Regions from separate parts of the Homo sapiens genome. Here region 2 is linked to region 1. The links are chromatin contacts, found by Hi-C or POLR2A ChIA-PET in ENCODE. All regions are on one chromosome and are shown on one strand. Each heading gives the region's core, a stretch centred on a gene start or an enhancer-like site at or near the end of the contact. The rest is flanking DNA. Distances are from core to core; before and after follow the strand shown.

Evidence for each region. A loop is a pair of places that touch in the nucleus more often than their neighbours do. ChIA-PET counts read pairs that join two places held with the same protein, here RNA polymerase II (POLR2A). Pooled maps may share reads with other maps.
Region 2: a map of endothelial cell of umbilical vein shows a loop between it and region 1 (7-fold over the local background). The contact joins the enhancer-like site here to the promoter of HROB in region 1. A Hi-C loop is called at or near these places in 3 of 168 maps with a recorded cell type or tissue (ascending aorta, endothelial cell of umbilical vein and transverse colon), 3 of 37 single-sample maps with no recorded cell type and 16 of 50 pooled maps. POLR2A ChIA-PET finds 5 or more read pairs at or near these places in 22 of 52 experiments (A549, A673, AG04449 and 18 more).

The regions. Positions count from the first base shown.
Region 1 is chr17:44,140,182-44,145,752 of GRCh38, forward strand. It overlaps HROB (homologous recombination factor with OB-fold), which reads left to right and starts at 1,749. Exons shown (of 10, transcript NM_001171251.3): 1 at 1,749-1,964; 2 at 5,022-5,072. The coding sequence starts at 1,962. RefSeq lists an enhancer at 1,504-1,673 and silencers at 1,974-2,033, 2,280-2,574.
Region 2 is chr17:44,096,203-44,101,336 of GRCh38, forward strand. All of the region lies in intron 3 of HDAC5 (histone deacetylase 5), which reads right to left. Among named protein-coding and RNA genes, the nearest start is that of HDAC5, 25 kb to the right of the region's middle. RefSeq lists an enhancer at 2,019-2,313 and a silencer at 2,661-2,872. Within about 2 kb of position 2,114, at least 16 of the 41 ENCODE cell types and tissues checked have a DNase peak (open chromatin) inside an H3K27ac peak, as active enhancers do; they include ascending aorta, where a contact is called at or near this core.

The DNA.
Region 1 (5,571 bases), core at 499-2,998:
GTTCATGCCATTCTCCTGCCTCAGCTTCCCAAGTAGCTGGGACTACAGGCGCCCGCCACCACACCCGGCTAATTTTTTTGTATTTTTAGTAGAGACGGGGTTTCACCATGTTAGCCAGGATGGTCTCGATCTCCTGCCCTTGTGATCCGCCCGCCTCTGCCTCCCAAAGTGCTGAGATTACAGGCAAGAGCCACCGCGGAAGTGAGCATTGAGTTGCCCAGCCATTCGCACTCCCTCCTGACAAATGGCATCAAGTCATTCAACAAACACTTGTTCAGCCTGGGCAACATAGGGAGCCTTCATCTCTACAACAAATAAACATAAAAAAATTAGCTGGGCTTAGGCCAGGCACAGTGGCTCACGTTTATAATCCCAGCACTTCGGGAGGCCAATGCGGGTGGATCACGAGGTCAGGTGTTCAAGACCAGCCTGGGCAACATAGTGAAACCCTGTCTCTACTAAAAATACAAAAAGTTAGCTGGGCGTGGCTGGGCGCAGTGGTTCACGTCTGTAATCCCAGCACTTTGGGAGGCAGAGGCGGGCAGATTACCTGAGGTCAGGAGTTCGAGACCATCCTGGCCAACATGGTGAAACCCTGTCTCTACTAAAAATACAAAAAATTAGCTGGGCGTGGCTGGGCGCAGTGGCTCACGTCTGTAATCCCAGCACTTTGGGAGGCAGAGGCGGGCAGATTACCTGAGGTCAGGAGTTCGAGACCAGCCTGGCCAACATGGTGAAACCCTGTCTCTACTAAAAATACAAAAATTAGCCAGGCATGATGGCACATGCCTGTTATCCCAGCTACTCGGGAGGCTGAGGCAGGAGAATTGCTTGAGCCTAGGAGGAAGAGGTTGCAGTGAGCCGAGATCATGCCACTGCACTGCAGCCTGTCCTGCAGAGCGAGACTGTCTCAAAAAAAAAAAAAAAAAAAAAAAATTAGCCGGGCGTGGTGGCGGGCACTTGTAATCCCAGCTACTTGGTAGGCTGAAGCAGGAGAATCGCTTGAACCTGAGAGGCAGAGGTTGCAGTGAGCCAAGATCGTGCCACTGCACTCCAGCCTGGGCAACAATGTGAGACTCCGTGTCAAAAAAAAAAAAAGTTAACTGGGTTTGGTGGTGTGTGCCTGTGATCCCAGCTACTCAGGAGGCTGAGGTGGGAGGACTGCTTGGGCCCAAGAGGTGGAGGATGCAGTGAGCCATGACTGTGCCGCTGCACTCCGGGCTGGGTAAGGGAGTAAAGTAAGTCTCAAAACAAAAACAAACTCATTTTCTGAGTGTCTTCAATGTGCCACATGCTGGTTCACAAAGGTGAAAAGCCACAGTCTTGCTCTGAAGCAGTATTAAGTCAAGCAGGGAGGCCGGGCGCCATGGCTTACGCCTGTAATCCCAGCTACTTCGAAGGCTGAGGCAGGAGAATCGCTTGAACCCGGGAGGCGGAGGTTGCAGTGAGCCGAGATCGCGCCACTGCACTCCAGCCTGGGCGACAGAGCGAGATTCGGTTTAAAAAAGAAAAAAAAAAAAGAACGGAAAAGAAAGGGGCGGGGGCAGGATTAGGCATCGTGGGGCCAAGATGCTTGATCTCACCTGAACCAGTGCTGAACCAGCCGACTGGGAAGAGGAGCCGCTTGGGGGCGACCGAGAGCCCATCCGTTTCCCCTTTAAGACCAGAGCGGAAGACTACAGTGAGAAGGCCCTTTGTGTCGGCGGGAAAGAAATATGCCTGCCCCTTTAAGAAGGCGGAGACGCCCCAGTGGCGGCGTCTTCGAATGCGGCCTAAGGCGCCTGCCGCCAGTCTCCTGGCGACTTTCCCTATATCGCAGAGACTCATCCCTCTGACCCCAGCCCGGAAGCACTGTCCCTCGGAGTCCGAGACTTCCACCTGGGTCGTGTCCAAGGCCCCGGCGACTCCCCGGACTCGGGGTGCCGGGCCAACCTCCCCGCCGAGGCCCACCCGCCGTCGCTATGGTAATGCCGCGCCCAGCTTGGGGGCTGGCGGGCCGCAGGGCCCCCTGGCCTCCGGAACTGCTCATGGGGTTCCAGCCCCTCGCCCGCGCAAGTTGCAGGACCGGGGTCTGGGTGGGGGTTCGGCGGAGTCGGGAGACCTGGGCTGTCGTCAGGGCTTGTCATGGACGCGCCGGAGACCCTGAGAAAGCATTCTCCTCCCCCGGGCCTCAGTTTCCCTCCTGTTGCCTTCCTACCCTCCTGGGAAACCCCCCTTTCCAGTGCGCTCAGACGTCACTACCGCTTGGGTCCATCCCTTTCCCCTCCCCGCCCCACACTTTCTACTTTTTTTTTTTTTTTTTTTGGACGAAGTCTCGTTCTGTCGCCCAGGCTGGAGTGCAGTGGCGTGATCTCTGCTCACTGCAACCGTCGTCTCCCGCCCACCCCTTTCACTCTGACCCTTAGAGTCTTGGGAACTGTATCGCCAGCTGTAGCTCCTGCGGCTCTGGCATCTGGGGTTAGGCACCACCTCTGATCTGGGTTTGACACTCATCAGGAACTGGCTACAGCAGCCCTGCTGGCTAGAAAGAAGGAACCGTGGACTGGGGCATCCTACTCTCCTGGGACCCTAGTTTTTGGGCCTTGGATTAGGTAGGGAAACTACTGGCTTCATTTGCAGAAACAATGCCACTGTGCAGACATGTTTGGATTTATGGTAGTTTCTCTTATGTTTGACATAAGATTGGTCAGGCGAAACCTTTGGGATATTGCAAAATCCTTAGGCCCAAGCCAGGGGCCGTGGCTGACACCTGTTTTTGTTTGTTTGTTTTTTTGAGACAGAGTCTCACTCTGTGGCCCAGGCTGAAGTGCAGTGGTGCGATCTCCGCTCACTGCAACCTCCACTTCCCAGGTTCAAGCAATTCTCCTGCCTTAGACTCCCAACAAGCTGGGATTACAGGCGGGCACCACCACCCCAGCTAACTTATTTCTATTTTTAGTAGAGACGAGGTTTCACTTTGTTGGCCAGGCTGTTCTTGAACTCCTGGCCTCAGGTGGTCCACCCGCCTTGGCGTCACAAAGTGCTGGGATTACAGGAGTGAGCCACCATGCCCAGCCTGTGGCTGACACCTATAATCCCAGCACTTTGGAGGCCACAGTGGGAGGATCACTTGAGCCCAGGAGTTCAAGACTGGCCTGGGCAATGTAGTGAGGCCCCGTATCTATAAAAATTTAAAAATTAGCCTGGGCGCAGTGGCTCACGCCTGTAATCCCAGCACTTTGGGAGGCTGAGGTGGGCAGATCACAAGGTCAGGAGTTCAAGACCAGCCTGGCTAACATGGTGAAACCCTGTCTCAACTAAAAATACAAAAAAAAATAGCCAGGCATTGTGGCTTGGCCTGTAATCCCAGCTACTTGGGAGGCTAAGGCAGGAGAATTGCTTGAACCTGGAAGGTGGAGGTTGCAGTGAGCCAAAATCGTGCCGCTGGACTTCAGCCTGGGCAACAGAGCAAGACTCCGTCTCAGGAAGAAAAAAAAAAAAAGAAAATTAGCTGAGCACGGTGGTGCACACCTGTAGTCCCAGTTACTCAGGAGGTTGAGGTGGGAGGGTCACTTGAGCCTAGGAGATTGAGGCTGCAGTGAGCTATGATCTTGCCACTGCACTCCAGTCTGGGCAATAGGGCAAGACCCTGTCTCAAAACAAAAGACAAAAACAAAATGTTTACGCCCATGTGCACAGTCCTGGAGAACTGCCCTTGCTCCCCTAGGCAGCCTTCCCTTTGCCCCCTTTCTTCCCTTCCAGGATTAGTGCAGATGGTTCTGAGTGGATTATGTTACAAGAAAGTTTTTTAATCTTTCTTTCCTTTTTTTTTTTTAAGACAGAGTCTTGCTCTGTCGCCCAGGCTGGAGTTCAGTGGTGCAATCTTGGCTCACTGCAACCTCTACCTCCCGGGTTCAAGCAATTCTCCTGCCTTAGCCTTCCAAGTAGCTGAGATCACAGGCATGCTCCACTAGGCCCGGCTAATTTTTTTTTTTTTAAAGACAGAGTCTTGCCCTGTCGCCCAGGCTGGTGTGCAGTGGTGCGATCTCGGCTCACTGCAACCTCTGCCTCCCAGTTCAAGCGATTCTCCTGCCTCAGCCTCCTGAGTAGCTGGGATTACAGATGCCCACCACCACGCCCAGCTAATTTTTTGTATTTTTAGTAGAGACAGGGTTTCAATATGTTGGCCAGGCTGGTCTCGAACGCCTGACCTTGTGATCCGCCCCCACCTCAACCTCCCAAAGTTCTGAGATTATAGGTGTGAGCCACCACGCCCGACCAAATTTTGTATTTTAAGTAGAGATGGGGTTTCACTGTGTTGGTCAGGCTGGTCTTGAACTCCTGACCTCAGGTGATTCACCAGCTTTGGCCTCCCAAAGTGTTGGGATTATAGGCATGAGCCACCGTGCCTGGCAGAAAGTGTTTTAATCTTTTTCTAAGAGGCGGGTCTCACTATGTTGCCCAGCCTAGCCTCAAACTCCTGGGCTCTAGGGATCCACCCACCTCAGCCTCCCAAGTAGCTGGGACTGCAGGAATGAGCCACTGCACACAGCTAAGTAAGTTTTTTAGAATACTTGGGTCTTTTTTTTTTTTTTTTTTGATACAGACTCACTCTGTCGCCCAGGCTGGAGTGCAACCTCTGCCTCCTGGGTTCAAGCGATTCTCCTGCCTCAGCCTCCCGAGTAGCTGGGATTACAGGCATGAGCCACCATGCCCAGCTAACTTTTGTATTTTTAGTAGAGACAAGGTTTCTCCATGTTGGCCAGGTTGGTCTCGAACTCCTGACCTCAGGAGATCCACCTGCCTCGGCCTCCCAAAGTGCTGGGATTACAGGCATGAGTCACCACGCCCGGCCCTAGATTGTTTAAGTCTTTAACGAAATCCCATTTCTTCTCATTCCTTAGTCCTTTCCCAGCCGTAGCAAAAACAAACAAAAAACAATATACCTGATGGTATTGTTAGTGCTGGGAAGAAGCAGAGTGAGGACAGAATGTGCTTGCAAATGGTATTTCTCAACCCCAGTTGGTTTTTTTTCTTTTCAGGCGTGCAGTTTGCAGAAGCTGTTTGCTGTGGAAGAGGAGTTTGAAGATGAGGTAGGGAAGTGTTGATGATCAGAGGTGGCAGACGAGGTCTTAAAATGTAAACACTCAGGTTCAGAACATTTTGGATTAGCCTGTACCAGCCTCCTTTTAGTTGACATGTGTATGTTTTTGCCTGTGAGGTGCTGAGAAGTGATGAGAAGTGTAAACAACCTACTTAACTGTCTTAGAAACAAAAAACCAGAGCAATGAATTGCCTAATTGTCATACCTTTAAATTATAAGGGCTCTTTCCTGGAAGCTGTGTCATCTAGCTGATTTAATTCACCTCTATGATAACATACTTGCAGTGGGAAGGGCTGTGTATGTAGAGCCAGAACCATGTAAGAGATAGCATAGTTACTGGATGGCAGGAGGCCAGGGGTCAGCAATTGGCTATGTGAATCAGGGCAAGTTACTTTATTCTCTGGTCTTCTGTTTTCTCTTCTACAATATGAGGGATGCTCTTCTGCCTCAGATGTTCTTCCCTTCCCTCTGTCTAATCACAAGATGAG
Region 2 (5,134 bases), core at 864-3,363, 44 kb before region 1:
CAGGCCAACCCATTCCTGTTTCTCTTCTACTTCTTTCTCCAAAGAAAGCCCTCACTCTCCTCGCTACAGCCCAGGGAGGTCACGAGGGGCTGGGAAGACTCCTGTGGCAAAGTGGCCCACTCCAGCCCAGGCCTGAGAAAAAAGGACCCCGAAATCCTTCTGGCTACCAGTATCTTCTGCCTTCATGAGCTGGCCTCTCTCCAGACCACCCCCCAGCATTAAGAGGCGAGAGAGGGAAAAAAAAAACAAAAAACAAGTTTTGGTTTTTTTTTGTTTTTTTTTTTTTTGGAGATGGAGTTTTGCTCTTGTCATCCAGGCTGGAGTGCAGTGGCACAATCTCGGCTCACTGCAACCTCTGCCTCCTGGGTTCAAGCAGTTTTCCTGCCTCAGCCCCGCAAGTAGCTGGGATTACAGGCACCCGCCACCACGCTCAGCTAATTTTTTTGTATTTTTAGTAGACACAAGGTTTCACCATGTTGGCCAGGCTGGTCTCAAACTCTTGACCTCAGGTGATCCGCTCGCCTCGGCCTCCCAAAGGGCTGGGATTACAGGCATGAGCCACTGCCCCTGGCCTTTTTTTTAGATGGAGTCTCACTGCAACCTCCGCCTCCTGGGTTCAAGCAATTCTCCTGCCTCAGCCTCCCAAGCAGCTGGGATTACAGGCGCCCACCACCAGGCCTAGCTAATTTTTGTATTTTTAGTAGAAACGGGGTTTCACCATGTAGGTCAGGCTGGTCTCGAACTCCTGACCTCAGGTGATCCACCCGCCTCGGCCTCCCAAAGTGCTGGGATTACAGGCATGAGTGACCACACCCAGCCGAACAATTTTTAAAGAGAAGAGAGGGAGGTGGGAGGTAGGAGGTGGCAAAGGGTGGGCTAAGAGAGGCCCCCACACCTGTTTAGATGGGTCTGGATCTCTCCAGAGAACCTAGCACTGAATGGGTGTCACCAAGGCAGGAGCAAGGCCTGCTGGAGGCCGAGGCCAAGGCCATGCCACCCACATGCCTGGAGTATGGCCTCTGGAACCCCCTGCAGGCAGGGTGGGGTGGGAGAAGGTAAAAGCTCAGCATGATGTAGCAGTCCCCACCAGCCTCTTCTCCCCCAGGCATGGTTGGGAACATTCCTCTGTGGTTTTCCCGCCAGCCATACTGACGACTCTGTGGCCACAAGGCCAGAGCCACATGTGCAGAAGTGGCCAGATGTGGCCAGAGGGTGGGGTTACACATACTCATCTTCATTCCCAACCCATGTCCTGCCCCAGCACCAGGAGAAAGGGTCCTTGGAAACTGCAGAAGGCCTTCCTGGAGGTAACTAGCCACAGCCCACGATGGTGGCAAGGAAATGGCAGCCAGCTCAGGTCTCCCCAGCCCGTGAAGTGCTCAGCAAGGCCCTGAGCTGGCCGGAGGGTTATCTGTTCTTAGTCAAGCTTGGCTTGGCCCGTGGCACTCTGATCACTCAGCCAAGCAATGGACAGCCGTCAACCTGCTGCTCCCGGCAATGCCGGGGTTGTAGGAGCCAGATTCCAGCCTGCCTGCCCAGGGAAGGGCAGAGGTCCAAGCACTCCTGGCTCCCAGCAGATAACCCTGCCTAGGGCTGGAACTGTCGCCAGCAGTACTGGCTTCCCTTGCAGGAGCCCTGCAGAGAGCACATGGGCTCAGGCAAGGGGAATCTCCCACCAGCCTGTCACTGCCACTGCAGCAGCAGAGATGTTAGGCCCGGAGCTGCAGCGGGAACCACAGCCCTATTGGTATGCAGGTGGCAGGGCAGGCAGAGGGCTCTGCCATGCAGCCTCGTTCCCATGCAAACAGGAAGCACAGGCGACTCCAGAATATTAATTTGCAGGACCTGCAGGGACTGGGTGACATGCAGCACCCCAGGGGTTTGCCAGGTAGCAACCTGCTCCACCCAAAGTGGAAGGGGCCATGGCTACTCTGCCTGAGTCAGGGAAAGGAGGGGCATGGAGCCCCATGAATAGAGTCTGCCCAGGCACAGACCCTGGAGCCTGGCGGGCCTTGCACTCTCTCAAGGATCTGTGCCCTCTGCCAGCCTGGCATGAGCAGAGCAGGTGGCAGCAGTTGCCATCAGCACCAAGCACCTGGAAGGGGAAGTGGTTGTGTCATGATAGGAAGAGGCTCTTGGCCGCCTCCTGGTGGACTAGGAAGGCTGGGGAACCTCTGGGAAAAGAAGAGGATAGACAGGCCCGGGGCGTGGTGGCCAGTTACCCAGGGCTGTCTCTTAAAAAAAAGGGAACCTGGGCCAGGCGCAGTGGCTCATGCCTGTAATCCCAGCAGTTTGGGAGGCTGAGGCGGGCGGATCACCTGAGGTCAGGAGTTCAAGACCAGCCTGGCCAACATGGCAAAACCCCATCTCTACTAAAAAATACAAAGATTAGTTGGGTGCGGTAGCGGGCACTTGTAATCCCAGCTACTCAGGAGGCTGAGGCAGGGAGAGTTGTTTGAACCCAGGAGGCAGAGGTTGCAATGAGCCCAGATCATGCCACTGCACTCTAGCCTGGGTGATAGAGCGAGACCCTATCTAAAAAAAAAAAAAAAAAGAGGGTAGACGAAGGGGCACTGTTCCCTAAGAGGACAGGCCAAGAGCTCTGGCTAGCAAAGAGCCCCACTGAAAGGCCAGGGAGAGCCAAGCGTTGGTGGCTATAATCCCAGCATTTTGGGAGTCCGAGGCGGGAGGATCACTTGAGGTCAGGAGTTCAAGACCAGCCTGGCCAACATGGAAAAACCCCATCTTTACTAAAATTACAAAATTAGCCGGGTGTGGTGATGCATGCCTGTAATCCCAGCTACTCGGGAGGCTGAGGCAGGAAAATCACTTGAACCCGGGAGGCAGAGGTTGCAGTGAGCCAAGATCGCGACATTGCACTCCAGCCTGGGCAACAAGAGTGAAACTCTGTCTCAAAAAGAAAAAAATGAAAAGAAAAGAAAGCCAGGGAAAGGTTCACAGGGGAGGACAAGGACCTGGGTCCTTCCCTCACCTGCCAGGACTTCACTCTGATGGGAATCGAGAGGCCAGTAGAGCCACCTCCTGCAGAGGTCAGAGGCAAGGCTCTGGGGGAAAGCCTTGGGCCCCCCGCACCCAGCTCTATACTTTCCTCTTTCCCAGCACTGAGAACCTTCCTTCTCCTGGGAGTGGTGGCCTCAGTAACAAGCAGCAGCACCATCCTGACCTCTGGTTTTCTGCAGGGCTGACCACCCTGCCTCCATGGGAAGTCCCAGCCTGGGTTGCTGAGTGGGTGGGGCTGTGTGTGTTTCGTTTTTTCTTTTTTTTTTTTTGAGACGGAGTCTCGCTCTGTTGCCCAGGCTGGAGTGCAGTGGCGCGATCTCGGCTCACTGCAAGCTCCGCCTTCCAGGTTCACGCCATTCTCCTGCCTCAGCCTCCTGAGTAGCTGGGACTACAGGCACCCGCCACCACGCCCAGCTAATTTTTTGTATTTTTAGTAGAGACGGGGTTTCACCGTGTTAGCCAGGGTGGTCTCGATCTCCTGACCTCGTGATCTGCCCACCTCAGCCTCCCAAAGTGCCAGGATTACCAGCGTGAGCCACCGTGCCTGGCCTTGGGGCTGTGTGTTTCTAGCCATGCGAGGGGCTGGAAAAATAGCAAGCTCTGGCTCAGGAGCTGCCCTGCCCAGCTCACGAGCACAAGTGGCCATGGGCAGTGCACCACCTGAGTGACACTTCTTTCCCATCCCGCTGGGTCTGCCTCCTCTTCAGGAACCCCATCAGCCCAGTGGGGACTTCTGTGGTAGATTCTTCAGGCAGCATGAGGGAGAGCCTGGTCCTCTGGGGGAGATGATGTAGGTGCTCGTGGGGCAACCCCTGAGACTACTGCCAGCACAGCCTTAGTCTAAAAAAACGGTGTCCAGGCAAAGAGACACTGCCTCCAAATAGACGAGTGGCCCTGGGCCATGAGGCACAGGTTTTAGCAGTGCCTTGGGAACAAGAATTCACAATAAAAAACAGATCTAGCTTCCCAAGAGCAAGGCCAAGCCTTCCGCCTGCTCTGAACACACCATGAGCTGCACCCCAGGTCCAAGCCCCCTCTCAGAGACAACATCTCCAACTCAAGAATCCCTGTGACAAGAACCCCGGCCAGCAAGGAAATGGGAACTATAGTTCCCCCTAGAGAAGCCCTGGGGGGAGGGAGCTGGCACAGTGTGGACCTGCCTGGCAGACCCAAGAGGCTTAGCATCTAGCTCTAAAAGACCCTGCTCCATAAAATAAATATAAAAATAAGGCCAGGCACAGTGGTTCATGCCTGTAATCCCAGCACTTTGAGAGGCCAAGGCGGGCAGATCACGAGGTCAGGAGTTTGAGACCAGCCTGGCCAACATGGTGAAACCCCGTCTCTACTAAAGATACAAAAAAAAAAAAAAAAAAAAAAATTAGCTGGGCATGGTGGCCCACACCTGTAATCCCAGCTACTCGGGCAGCTGAGGCAGGAGAATCACTTGAACCCAGGAGGTGGAGGTTGCAGTGAGCTGAGATCGCGCCATTGCACTCCAGCCTGGGCAACAACAGGGAGAGACTCCGTCTCAAAATAAATAAATAAATACATACATACATACGTAATTTTTTTTTCTTTTTTTTGGAGACGGAGTCTCGCTCTGTCGCCAGGCTGGAGTGCAGTGGCGTGATCTCGGCTCACTGCAACCTCCGCCTTCTGGGTTCAAGCGATTCTCCTGCCTCAGCCTCCTGAATAGCTGGGACTACAGGCATGTGCCACCACACCCACCTAATTTTTTGTATTTTTAGGTAGAGACGGGGTTTCACCATGTTGGTCAGGATGATCTCAATCTCTTGACCTCATGATCCGCCCGCCTCAGCCTCCCAAAGTGCTGGGATTACAGGCGTGAGCCACTGCGCCTGGCCTAAAATAAAATTAATTTTTAAAAAGACCCTGCTCCAGCCGGGCACAGTGGCTCATGCCTGTAATCCCAGCACTTTGGGAGGCTGAGACAGGCAGATCACGAGGTCAGGAGATCAAGACCACCCTGGCTAACACGGTGAAACACCGTCTCTACTAAAAACACAAAAAATTAGCTGGGTGTGGTGGCAGGCCTGTATTCTCAGCTACTTGGGAGGCTGAGGGGCTGAGGCAGGAGAATGGCATGAACCCG